Linked DNA regions of Homo sapiens: region 1 is linked to region 2. The links are chromatin contacts, found by Hi-C in ENCODE. All regions are on one chromosome and are shown on one strand. Each heading gives the region's core, a stretch centred on a gene start or an enhancer-like site at or near the end of the contact. The rest is flanking DNA. Distances are from core to core; before and after follow the strand shown. Region 1 overlaps VWF (von Willebrand factor). Region 2 holds the start of TAPBPL (TAP binding protein like).

Region 1 (7,427 bases), core at 1,512-4,011, 390 kb after region 2:
TGGGTTGCAGGGTGATGAAGGGGAGTCCTAGTCCCCACCCACAGATGTGTCAGCCTGGGCTGGGAAGCTGGCGCTGCCGAGGTCAGCACTGCCTGGGTGGTGGTGAGATCATGGGCAGATGGCCTCCTGGTTCCCCATTGGCCCTGGCTGGAGTCACAGCGTGGGCTTGCCCCTCTGAGGACGCAGAAAGCAATGGCCTTAGAGTTGCCCCTCTGCTGGTGAGGAGGATGGAGTCCCCATTTTCACTGCTGAGCTCCAAGACTGTCCTGCCTCACCCTCCCACCTCATCCTGCCTCTGGGCTGCCTACTCTGCCCCCTGGCCTCCAGGGACTCTCCAGGGGTGACACTGTTTCCCAGAGCCTCTCCACACTCAGGTTCAGAGAACCCTGTGCTATTGGGCAGCCTCCCCCTGGCCAGGCATTCCGCTGGCACCAGTCTGAGGCTGGTGTGGCCCTGATGCCAGCAGGTAGCGTGGGACATGGCAGTGAGCTGTGAGGGAGGAGGGGAGGCTGCAGGGAGCCTGGAAGCAGGAGCGTGGGTTCCTGCGTGGTTCCACCACTGACTGAGTGTGGCTCTGTCACCTTCCTTAGTTGCCCCATCTGTAAAATGAGGCCTTGACCTGAATGACCCAGCTCTGACATCTTGCAGTTTTAGGAGCAGGAACCGAATTTTCTCGTAGAACTTGTTTTTAGACTGGTTTGGGCAAAGGACGTCCATGCAGTTTTGGGGAAGGGCACCCTGCTTGCATATGCATTCCACCTTGGCCACCCCAGGGGAAGTGCCCTCACCTCCCATTCTTCTCCCTTCCTCTGTGTCTCTCCAGGGGAGTGCCTTGTCACAGGTCAATCACACTTCAAGAGCTTTGACAACAGATACTTCACCTTCAGTGGGATCTGCCAGTACCTGCTGGCCCGGGATTGCCAGGACCACTCCTTCTCCATTGTCATTGAGACTGTCCAGGTGAGCTTTGCCAGCCCGGCTGCTGGTCGGGTGGTAGCCCAAGGTGCTGCATAGCTGCTAGGCTGAATGGGCAGTCCCTGGAAGGCGTGGGGCATTGCTTTCTGTGCATGAGGGAGGTCTCTTCCAGACTTCAGTTAGCTCCTCATTCATCCAGAAACCCAGCCCATCCCCTCTCTCCCTAGATGCTGGCGGAAGGCATCCTGCCCTGACAATAATGCCTCCTCAGGGCTGGCTCAGCTCCCCACCCAGTGGACGCATCCTGCTTGGGTCTAGCCTGTTGCCCCCATAACTAACCCTCTGATGTTTGGAGCTGGGGATGGCTGGGGTGGGGGCAAAGAGGGCTGGTCTTCTCTTCTGAACTCTGTGGTACATGTGTGGCTTCCTTTCTGTAGGGATGGAAGCAAAGATGAGGACGAAGAGAATGCACAGGGCTTTCCTTGAGGATCAAAGTCTTTGATTCTCTTTGGAACAGTAGGTCCAAGGAACACGATGAAGCAGAGGCCCATGGTTCTTTATAAGAGACTGGGCCAGGCTGGGAGAAGGCGTGTGCAAGGATGCACTTAGCAAGCCTTCTTGCTGCACAACTCTAGGGGGCCCCATTCACATGGAGTATTCTGGGAGAATGGAGTTGTAGGTTATGAGAAGGCCAGAGGCTCTCGGGTTGAGGCCTTTCTCTGATTAAGAGGGTCCTGGGCTGGGGAGCTGGATAGGCAGGGGGTGCAGCAAAGTCACCCTGTGTTCCCTCTTGGCAGTGTGCTGATGACCGCGACGCTGTGTGCACCCGCTCCGTCACCGTCCGGCTGCCTGGCCTGCACAACAGCCTTGTGAAACTGAAGCATGGGGCAGGAGTTGCCATGGATGGCCAGGACGTCCAGCTCCCCCTCCTGAAAGGTATGCTTCGTCCTGCTCCATCAGGCCTGGGGCTGGCACAGCCCATCCCTTAGCACCCTCCTTCTCAACCCTGGCCACTGTCCTTAAGGACCTGCATGCCTCTTCCATGGGAATGTGATGGAGAGTTATTTTTGGAGGGCAGGGTGGGGTGCTTGGCATGCATCCCTCCAAGAAAGGAAGGCTTCCTGGAGGAGGAAGACTAGAGAAGGAAGCCTATAGATGAAGAGGTTGCTCTAGACCTGGGACAGAGTGTAGATGGGAAAAGGGAACCGAGAGGATTTTTATTTGGCTTGAACCAAAGGGGCGAGTTGAGTCTTGGGCAGGTGGTTCTGGTTTGCTCTGGGGTGGGACAGGGGCAGAGGCTGATGCTGAGAGATCGGGGGTGGCTGGTGATGTCACACCAGAGGATGCCACTTGGGGCGAGGCCAGGTGACCCTCTGGCCTGTCTAGAGGTAGCAAAAAACCTACCTGTCCAGTATCTTCACCTGGGTTGCACTGTGCCGGTCAAAGCAAACCTGCTTTTGCATGGTAAAGCTCCCAAACTTCACACTCAAAGTGGCTCTCAGACTCTTCCTTCTTCTCCACAACTGCTGGCCACTTTGTCGCCCATTATCCTAGCATTGCACACAGCGGATGAACTTGGGCTAGTGGGTACCCAGCACGTCCATGGGTGTTATGCTGTGTGTCTCCTTATAAGATATGTTTGTTCCCCCAGGGCAAGGGGTGTGCTCCTATCTGTCGCCACCTTCCCACAGAAGCAACAATTGCTGTATTCAGTGTCGTACACAGCATCGCTCAGACATGAGGTGGTGTGCAGTGGCAGAGTGTCCCAGGCACATTCAGATGTCGTGGTGTCAATGCTAAAGAGATCCCCCTCTGCTCCAGGGCACCTGCCTACAGCCCAGGATGCAGGAGCCTCTGCCTCCCTCCTGTGGCAGTAGGGGGAATGGCAGGTCATAGCGGGGGGTGCAGAGGCTTCTTCCTGGGGGACCCTATTTGCGCTCTGTCCACCTTGATCACCCTTCCTCCTGACACCCCCTTAAACCTCATGGCCACCCCATCTGCCCCTAAGTCATTGCTCTTCAGTGCTACCATCCTTTTGAGACACCCCATTTCCTCCCAAATACATCTGCCTGCCACCACCCTGTCCTCTCCCCACCTCTGCCTGAGTCCTGTCCTGCTGGGTTCCAGGTGACCTCCGCATCCAGCATACAGTGACGGCCTCCGTGCGCCTCAGCTACGGGGAGGACCTGCAGATGGACTGGGATGGCCGCGGGAGGCTGCTGGTGAAGGTAGGTGCCCTCACGGGGTACTGGCTCCCTGCGGCCCGACCCTTACAAAGTACCCCTTGTGCTCTGGGTAGAATGGCTTTGTGTGGTGGGAGAAGAATTCCTTTCTCCTCATGGCCTACACCCCCAGAGCGAGAAACAGGCCTCTCTTGTTTATGAGGCTGGTGTTTGTTTTCTGGATGCCCCTTCTTGGCCCTGGGGATTCTTCCTGCTGGGCTCTGCTATCCCAAGGGCCTCTAGACTGGGGTGGGCTCTTGTGGGGCTGGGGAAGGAGCAGGTTTGCTGTCCAATCTCCCGGCTGAAACAAGGCCCGGGAGCAGGGGTGTCTCCCTGGGTGCCCACTGTGGGCAGTAAGGGAAGAGCCAGATTGGCACTCTCAGCTAAGAGAAAGCCTGCCCGGGAAAGGTTGCTCAGGAAACCACCAGATTCTTCCCCTGGACACTGGGACTCTGCATGTGTGGGCCACTTCCTCTTGTTCTTGGTGGTCCTGGAATCACACTGGATAGCAATCCATACTTTTCACTGTTTCTCTGGAAATGACCCTGGCAGGTGGACAGTGCAAATATTACTGCCATTTTATAAATGAGGCAACCAGGGCACAGGAAGTGGAGGGATGGTGCAGCACTCCAGAACTTCCAGGGCTAGGATAGACTCCTCTGATCAGAGGACTGATCCCACTCTGACCCCCACCAACCGTGTCATGGCAGAGCGAGGATTAGTTCTCTGCCTCATGCCTTTCCCATCAGAACAAAAAGTGGTTCTCGCTTTTTGGTCTTGAATGCCTTTACACTCTTAAAAATTATTGAGGACCTCAAGATCTTGTAGGAGGATTATATTTATTGGTATTTATCAGATTGAAAATTAAATTAGAGACATTTAAAATATGTATTTATTAACTCATTCAAAAATTATAATAATAAACCCACTACACATTAATATAAACATCACTGTTTTGGGGAAAAGTAACTGTTTGCCAGAACAAAAATAAGCAACAAGAATAATACCACTGCTGCACATTTCTGCAAATTTCTTTAATGGCTGGCTTAATAGGAGACAGCTGGGTTCTCATATCTACTGCTGCATTCAATCTTTTGCAATATTGCATGTCATGTGGCCTCTGGAAAATTCCACTCTATACTTGTAAGAGAATGAGGAGGGAAAAGGCAAATAGCGTCTTCATAGTATTATGAAAGTAGTTTTGGTCTCGCAGACCCCTTGAAAGTCTCAGGGACCCCTATGGGTCTCAAGACCACACTTTGAGAACCACTGCGCTAGATTATGCCTGGGATCCCTGGAGAGCCTCCTCCTGCCTCCTGGGGTCCTGTATTCCACAGGGTCCTTGCTATAATCCTGGGTGGCAGGGGCAGGGTGGCAGGTTTCACCCAGGAGATCCTGGCGTCCTCCATCCTCGTGTGGCTATGTTCTTTCTCCTGTCTTAGAGCTCCTGAGGGAATTTCAAACTAACTCCTTTTTTTTTTTTTTTTTCCTTTTATGAAAATAAACCTGCAACCACAGACCATAAAGCAGGAAGGTCTGGGAGATCCTCTTGTCAACCTCCCTTTTCCAGTAGGAAATAAAGAGCCATTATTTCTGGAGCAGGAGTAACTTGCCCTAGGCCTCATGGTCGTTTAGTTACCGGGCAAGGACCAGAACTCGGGTCTCCTGGTTCCTGACCAGTCTTGCCTCCTGCACCCCGGTCTTCAAGGGGGTGCTTCACGTTAGCCAGTTCACTTTCTTTTTGTTTGTTTTGTTTTTTGAGAGAGGGTCTCACTCTGTTGCCCAGGCTGGAGGGCAGTGGCACGATCTTGGCTCACCACAACCTCCGCCTTCCAGGCTGAAGCGATTCTCCTGCCTCAACCTCCCGAGTAGCTGAGATTACAGGTGCCCACCATCATGCCCAGCTAATTTTTGTATTTTTAATAGAGATGGGGTTTCACCATGTTGGCCAGGCTGGTCTTGAACTCCTGACCTCAAATGATCCACCCTCCTCAGCCTCCCAAAGTGCTGGGATTACGGGCATGAGCCACCACGCCCGGCCAGCCAGTCCACTTTCTCAGCATCTTCCCACCTCACAGAGAGGGTGCTCTCCACCCATGCACTTTCTCCCCTTGATCAGCAGGGCCGTAACTTCTCATCCTGGGCAGCTGCCCTTCCTCCCCTCAGGTTTCTTTGGTCTTTGTCTCTCCCCTGAGGAGAAGAGAAGCCAACTTCTTTCTGTGGGAGGGGATGTAGGGTTATCTTTGGGGTGGGTTTGTGTCAGTTTAGCTAACAAGAAGACGTTTCCTTGGCCAAGGTTCAGGACAGGGTCAGATGACCCCATGGCCTATAGAACTGTCTTTTTATATATATTTTTCTTTTTTCTTTTTCTTTACACAGATTCCTGGGGCTCATGGAAAGGGACTATCTTGTGGGTTTTATTATGAAGCAGGAAAGGGGGTGTTTGAGTTGGGGCAGGAGGTGGGGAGCCTCAGAATACTGACACCAGGGCTTTTGGGGATGGAAGTGTGGAGGCGAGAGCTGGAGGGAGGCCAGCTGGGGCAGAGGCGGTGCAAGAGGAGGTGCAGCTAGGGGCCCCCCGGTCTCCTTCCCCTGGGTGTGTTATGTACGCTTTGTCCCCGTGGGGCTGGCGGTCCAGGCAGCAAGGCTCCAGCCAGCAGAAATCACATCCTCTGTGTGCTGCTTCCCTGCCCTGCTGGCTGCCCTGCAGGGCCCAGCTCTGCCTTAGGCATAGCAGTGTGGAAAAGATCCTTGCACAGGCTTCATTTAGTCAGAACTGTCACTGACCAGAGGTTTATTTCAAATAGTGAGTGTCGCTAAGTGACACTAAGAGAGTCTCTAAGTGTCGCCCCCACTCTCCTAACCCTGGCCGAGCTGACCTCCGAGACAAGCCAAGGGGATGGGAGAAGACCTGGTTTTAGAGTGGGACATGGGAGTGATGGCTGGCTTGGTGGGGGTGAATGAAAACGCCTTTGGGGAGCATCAAACTCTGAGAAAGGAGAGAGAAAAGATGCTGAGAGGCGGGAAGGGAGTGGAGGTGCACCACCAGTTATGCCGCCTTGCCCAGGGTGCCCTGACTGCGGGCATTGCATTCCAGCACATCAGGAGGAGAACCTAGTCATTCACTTACTTATTCATTCATTTGTTCAACGATTCATTCATTCAACAAACACTTACTGAGTGTCTGCTGGCACTGCTGTGGACTGAATGTCTGTGTCCTCCCCAAATTTATATGTTGAAATCCTAACCCCCAAGGTGATGGTGTTACGAGGTGGGGCCTTTGGGAGATGATGAAGAATGAGATTTGTGCCCTTTTAAAAGACCTCAGAGAGCTTGCTAGCCCCTTCCACCATGTGAGGACACAGCTAGAAGGCACCATCTATGAACCGGAAAGCAGGGTCCTCACCAGACACCAAATCTGCTGATGCCTTCATCTTGGACTTCCCAGATTCCAGAACTGTGGGCAATCAATATCAGTTGTCTATAAGCCACGCAGTCTGTGGTATTTTGTTATAGCAGCCTGGAAGGGCTAAGACAGGCACCATTCTGGATGCTGAGATTACAGCAGTGAGACAAAACAGACAAAAATCCTTGCCTCATTTAGCTTAAGTTCTAATGGAGAGAGACAGACAATAAACAAAGCAAACAAGTAAATTATATTATAGATCGGAAAGTGATAGATCCTGGGGGAAATAAAGCAGAGAAAGGGGCAGGATGTGCCAGGATTGGGGGGATTTAAATTTTAAATAAGGAGGTGGGAGAAGGCCTAATGTGACAACATTTGGTATTTGTCAAGCAAACAAGGAAACATTACTCTGTCCCCTTTCTTAACAGTGTTTACTTGGGTTCGATTTCTATGGGCCTGGGACCTTCTACTGGATTGTTAACCCTGCATTTTGTTAGGTTGGAGCTGGAAGCTGAAAAGGGGCTCTAAGAGCTGACCCTAGCCCCTGAGGGATTCAGAACGCAGGGAGGTCATCCCACCTTGGTAATGACATGCGGAGAGGGAGTCAGGACTCCTGGGTCCCAGCCCCCGCTCCACCTTCAAATCGGGGTCCTCTCCGTAGAAACCAGCAGATGCCCCCAGCTGTGTGGGGGAAGGGCGGGCTCCACTCTGCTGGTTGTTCCCGAATGTGCACTTTGGGCTCAGAACTTTGTTCAGTTCTGAGAATGGACAGTAAACCACATGCTCATGGCCTGGAGTTTGAACTGTGCCGCTGCTTTGCTGCTGTCACCCTGGCAGGCTGCCTCAGAGCCTCTGCAGACTCCTACTCCTATCCATCATCACCC
Region 2 (3,401 bases), core at 902-3,401:
CTGGCCTGACTCAGGGGTTTTTAGGAAGAAAGGACCAAGGCCTAGGGGTGCCCTGAGGTGACCAGTGTGGATGGAGGTGGATTTGTTCCCTTTCTTCTTCTGTGCCCCATATCTTACCACTTTAGAAAAGCAAAACTTTCTGTGACTTGCTTTTCTTTTCTTTTCTTTTTTTTTTTTGAGATGGAGTTTCGCTCTTGTTGCCCAGGCTGAAGTGCCATGGTGTGATCTCGGCTCACCGCAACCTCTGCCTTCCGGGTTCAAGCGATTCTCCTGCCTCAGCCTCCCTCGTAGCTGGGATTACAGGCACCCGCCACCATGCCCGGCTAATTTTGGTATTAGTAGAGACGGGGTTTCACCGTGTTGACCAGGCTGATCTCAAACTCCTGACCTCAGGTGATCCACCGACCTCGGTATCCCAAAATTCTGGAATTACAGGCGTGAGCCACCACACCTGGCCTTGCTTTTCATTTTCTTACCTGCAGTTCGCACAGTCCCCTGGGGGCTCAGTGGCAAGTTCAGCGTCGGGTGCCAGAGCGCCTCATTCTTGGTGACCCTGGGAGTCTTCATCACCAAGGAGATGCTAGGTCCCCCTCCAGAGACCTGCATGTTGGCCATGAACCAAGCTGCTGTCTTAACAGTGGTCTCTGTCATCTGGAGAAAGTAGCGGGAGATCTCACAGGTCACCTCCTTCCCACTGCAGTCAGCATGGAGCAAGGCCTCGGCCTGGGGAATCTGGACCAGGTCCACTGGGGAGAAGCAGGGCACACACAGAGGGCAAATTAGCGTGAGAACACCAGGGCCAACGGGAGGCAGTATGTGTGGCTGTAATCGGGACCTGGGCTGTCCTGGTGGAGGGAGCCCGGGAGGACCAAGGACACAGGTGGAAGGCTTTTACCTGAGGCCTCAAAGATAATAGGTGGGTCATCTTGGGCCAGTGTGCCCCCTTGGAAATCGGTGAAGTCCTCCAGGGAGCCATCGTCCAGCACTGGCACCTGCTTCAGCACAAGGGAGGCCCTTGCCCTGTCCTCACTGCTGGCGAGAGCTCCACGGTGCGCACCGTCCTTCGCCAGGAAGCAGTCTAGGACCACGTCCACTGCCCGCCACTGCCCCTCTGCTGGGTGGGGCTCTGCAGACAAAGGCTGGGGTGAGCACCGCCTTCCCCAGAAAGCTACTCCACACTTGCTTCCTGCCCCCGCCCTCAAGCTGTGGAGTCATCAAAGGGTAAAAGTTGCCATCCAAGATCCTAGCTGTTTCTGTGTCCCTCTATTCTCCCGTCATCCCCAAACCAGCTTTCTGGAGAGCACCTGCTAGTCCAGGCAAATACTTCTTGGTGAGAGTTAAAGTCCTGGATTTGCCTTGCTCAGAGGAGTTTATGCTTGCATTTCCAACTGTTGAATAAAAGACTATCTTTTCAGTCAAAGGAATTCTCAGAAAACAAGCAAGTGCCACCGCAGAGAGAGGAGACTGGACAGTTACTGTTGCTGGGGCACTGACAGCCTGCACTGCTTTCTCCCATTTCGGGTAGCCTTCCCCTCCCCCGCCTTCAAGGTCACCTTCCAAGTGATTTCCTCACCTGGGGAGTCCTTTCCTCTTCTGAAGTGTCAGCTCCCAGGCCAGTGCCCTCTCTGTAGGACAGTGGCTCCTGACCACAGCCACAGAGGCAGCCCCTCTTTAGCATTTTCCCTGTGGAGTCCCCACCCTCCCTCCACACACACTATTGGTTCCTTCCTTTGCCAGCCGCTGAGCCTTTCCCCTGTTGGGCTTAGAAGGCGATGGGGTCATCCCCGGCCCCTTTGCTCTTCTGGAATCTCGGGGAGGGTGGCACCCTGGGGCTTCAGTAGCTCTTCTCCCAGCCAGCTCTCCCCGACTCCCAGACTCACTGGTTTCTGCTGCTCCAGATAGAGCCAGGCAGAGCAGCAGGCACCAGCCCTCCTGTGTGCCCATGGAGGCTGCTCTCGAGTTCCCTCCTTGCCCACCGCCCTTCTCCACAGTCCTACGCTGCTTGCGAGGCCCGGCGGAAGAAGGGGGCTCTCCAAGCACACCTGGCAGCCTGCAGCCTTTAGGTTTCTTCCCTGTTCCCTCTGCTGCCGACTTTTCTTTCACTTTCACTTAGAGCAAGATGGCAGCCCGCGTCCCTGTGTGAAGCCGTCTGCAGCAGCTGCCAGAGCCCTGCTTGCTGTTTCCTTTCTCACCACCCACCTCACCCGGAAATCCCCTGGTGATTTCAAGACCTGACCTCTGCACCCTTTTGCTCCCCACCTGTCCCAAAAAAGTGGAGCTATAACTGTGGGAAAAGGGGATCTGAAGTCAGACACAGGATCCACAGTAGCCTGGGGACCTTTCTCACCCCCGCCCTTAAGCAGGCCCCAACATAACCGGCTGAGAAACCTCCTCTGCCAGATCCTGACCTGAGCCAGGAGGCGGCCAGGAAACTGGATTTTGGGACTGGGATTTCAGAGAGGAAGCTGGAGAGCTGCAGGGTGGTCATCTGTCACTTTATTTTGCCCGTCTTGTAGCATGTGGGTCTTTCGCAGCAGGAAGTGTGTTTTACAACCAGAGCCCCCGCCCTCCTGCAGCGCAGGCGCAGCTGGCTGGGCTCCTGCTTCCCACTCTCCACCTCATCCATATTTGTCCTCGTCCCTGCCAGTCTCGAAAAGGCACTCTGTCACGTGTACACAGGAAAGGGCCCTGACAAGAGGATGGGACTGCAGTTGTGGCTGCCAGGTCTCACTCTCCCTTGGATGGTCGGCGGGGTGGGGGTGGAGGCCAGGGCTGTAGTGCAGCTCCCGCAGGTGCTGGCTCAGGGGGAGCAGGCAGGCTCCGGTTTTCGGTAATCCTCCTGGATGGGGATGGTGCTGCCCTCCTCCTCCCTGGGGCAGCTGTAATGACAAGGCTCTGCAGGCTCCACAGGACTTTCTCCTTTGTCTGCAGAAGGAGATCCGATGAGTCTTGGCCAGCAGTGGGGGCAGGGGGAGACGGGAGAAGGAGATGGGTAGAGGCGGGTGCGCTTGGGGGAGGGGTGTCAGGAGCACGCCAGCTAAGGGGAGAGAAGGGGTAGGACCAAGGCTGGTGAAGTGGAGCTGGTGGGTTTCAGTGAGATTCCAGGCGTGGGCAGTGGGGTTGAGCCAGTGGGGTGTGGTGCAGGGGCAGGACCGGAGGCCTGTGTTCTGTCTCTTACTTGATCTATATTTCCTTCGTTGATGGAGGAACAGGGCCCCGGCCAGGGTGAAAACAAGGAACATTCCAGAGAAGATCACAAGGATGCGAATAAAATCGGAGCTGCACAGGGATCTTTGGGCTGTAATAGGAGGGGACACACAGGGGTTAGGGGAGGGTCTAGCCCTTGGCTCCCTCAGCCCAGCCCTCCTGTCACCTTGCCTCTCCCCTTTCCCCCACCTTAT

The links. Hi-C counts contacts between places; a loop is a spot of excess contacts on that map. Pooled maps may share reads with other maps.
Region 1: a loop to region 2 is called in a map of HAP-1, with 2.3 times the contacts of the local background. The contact joins the enhancer-like site here to the promoter of TAPBPL in region 2. A Hi-C loop is called at or near these places in 8 of 168 maps with a recorded cell type or tissue (HAP-1, HCT116, IMR-90 and 5 more) and 7 of 50 pooled maps.

What each region holds. Positions count from the first base shown.
Region 1 is chr12:6,058,670-6,066,096 of GRCh38, reverse strand. VWF (von Willebrand factor) reads left to right here. Exons shown (of 52, transcript NM_000552.5): 11 at 824-960; 12 at 1,713-1,851; 13 at 3,043-3,143. Among named protein-coding and RNA genes, the nearest start is that of SNORA120, 22 kb to the right of the region's middle. RefSeq lists an enhancer at 6,981-7,427. Within about 2 kb of position 2,761, at least 5 of the 41 ENCODE cell types and tissues checked have a DNase peak (open chromatin) inside an H3K27ac peak, as active enhancers do.
Region 2 is chr12:6,450,792-6,454,192 of GRCh38, reverse strand. It overlaps TAPBPL (TAP binding protein like), which reads right to left and starts at 2,151. Exons shown (of 7, transcript NM_018009.5): 1 at 1,881-2,151; 2 at 896-1,126; 3 at 477-746. The coding sequence starts at 1,944. CD27 (CD27 molecule) reads right to left here. Exons shown (of 6, transcript NM_001242.5): 5 at 3,179-3,298; 6 at 2,480-2,925. The coding sequence ends at 2,801. CD27-AS1 (CD27 antisense RNA 1) reads left to right here and starts at 2,676. Exons shown (of 6, transcript NR_015382.2): 1 at 2,676-3,401. RefSeq lists enhancers at 1,852-2,451, 2,882-3,041, 3,132-3,341.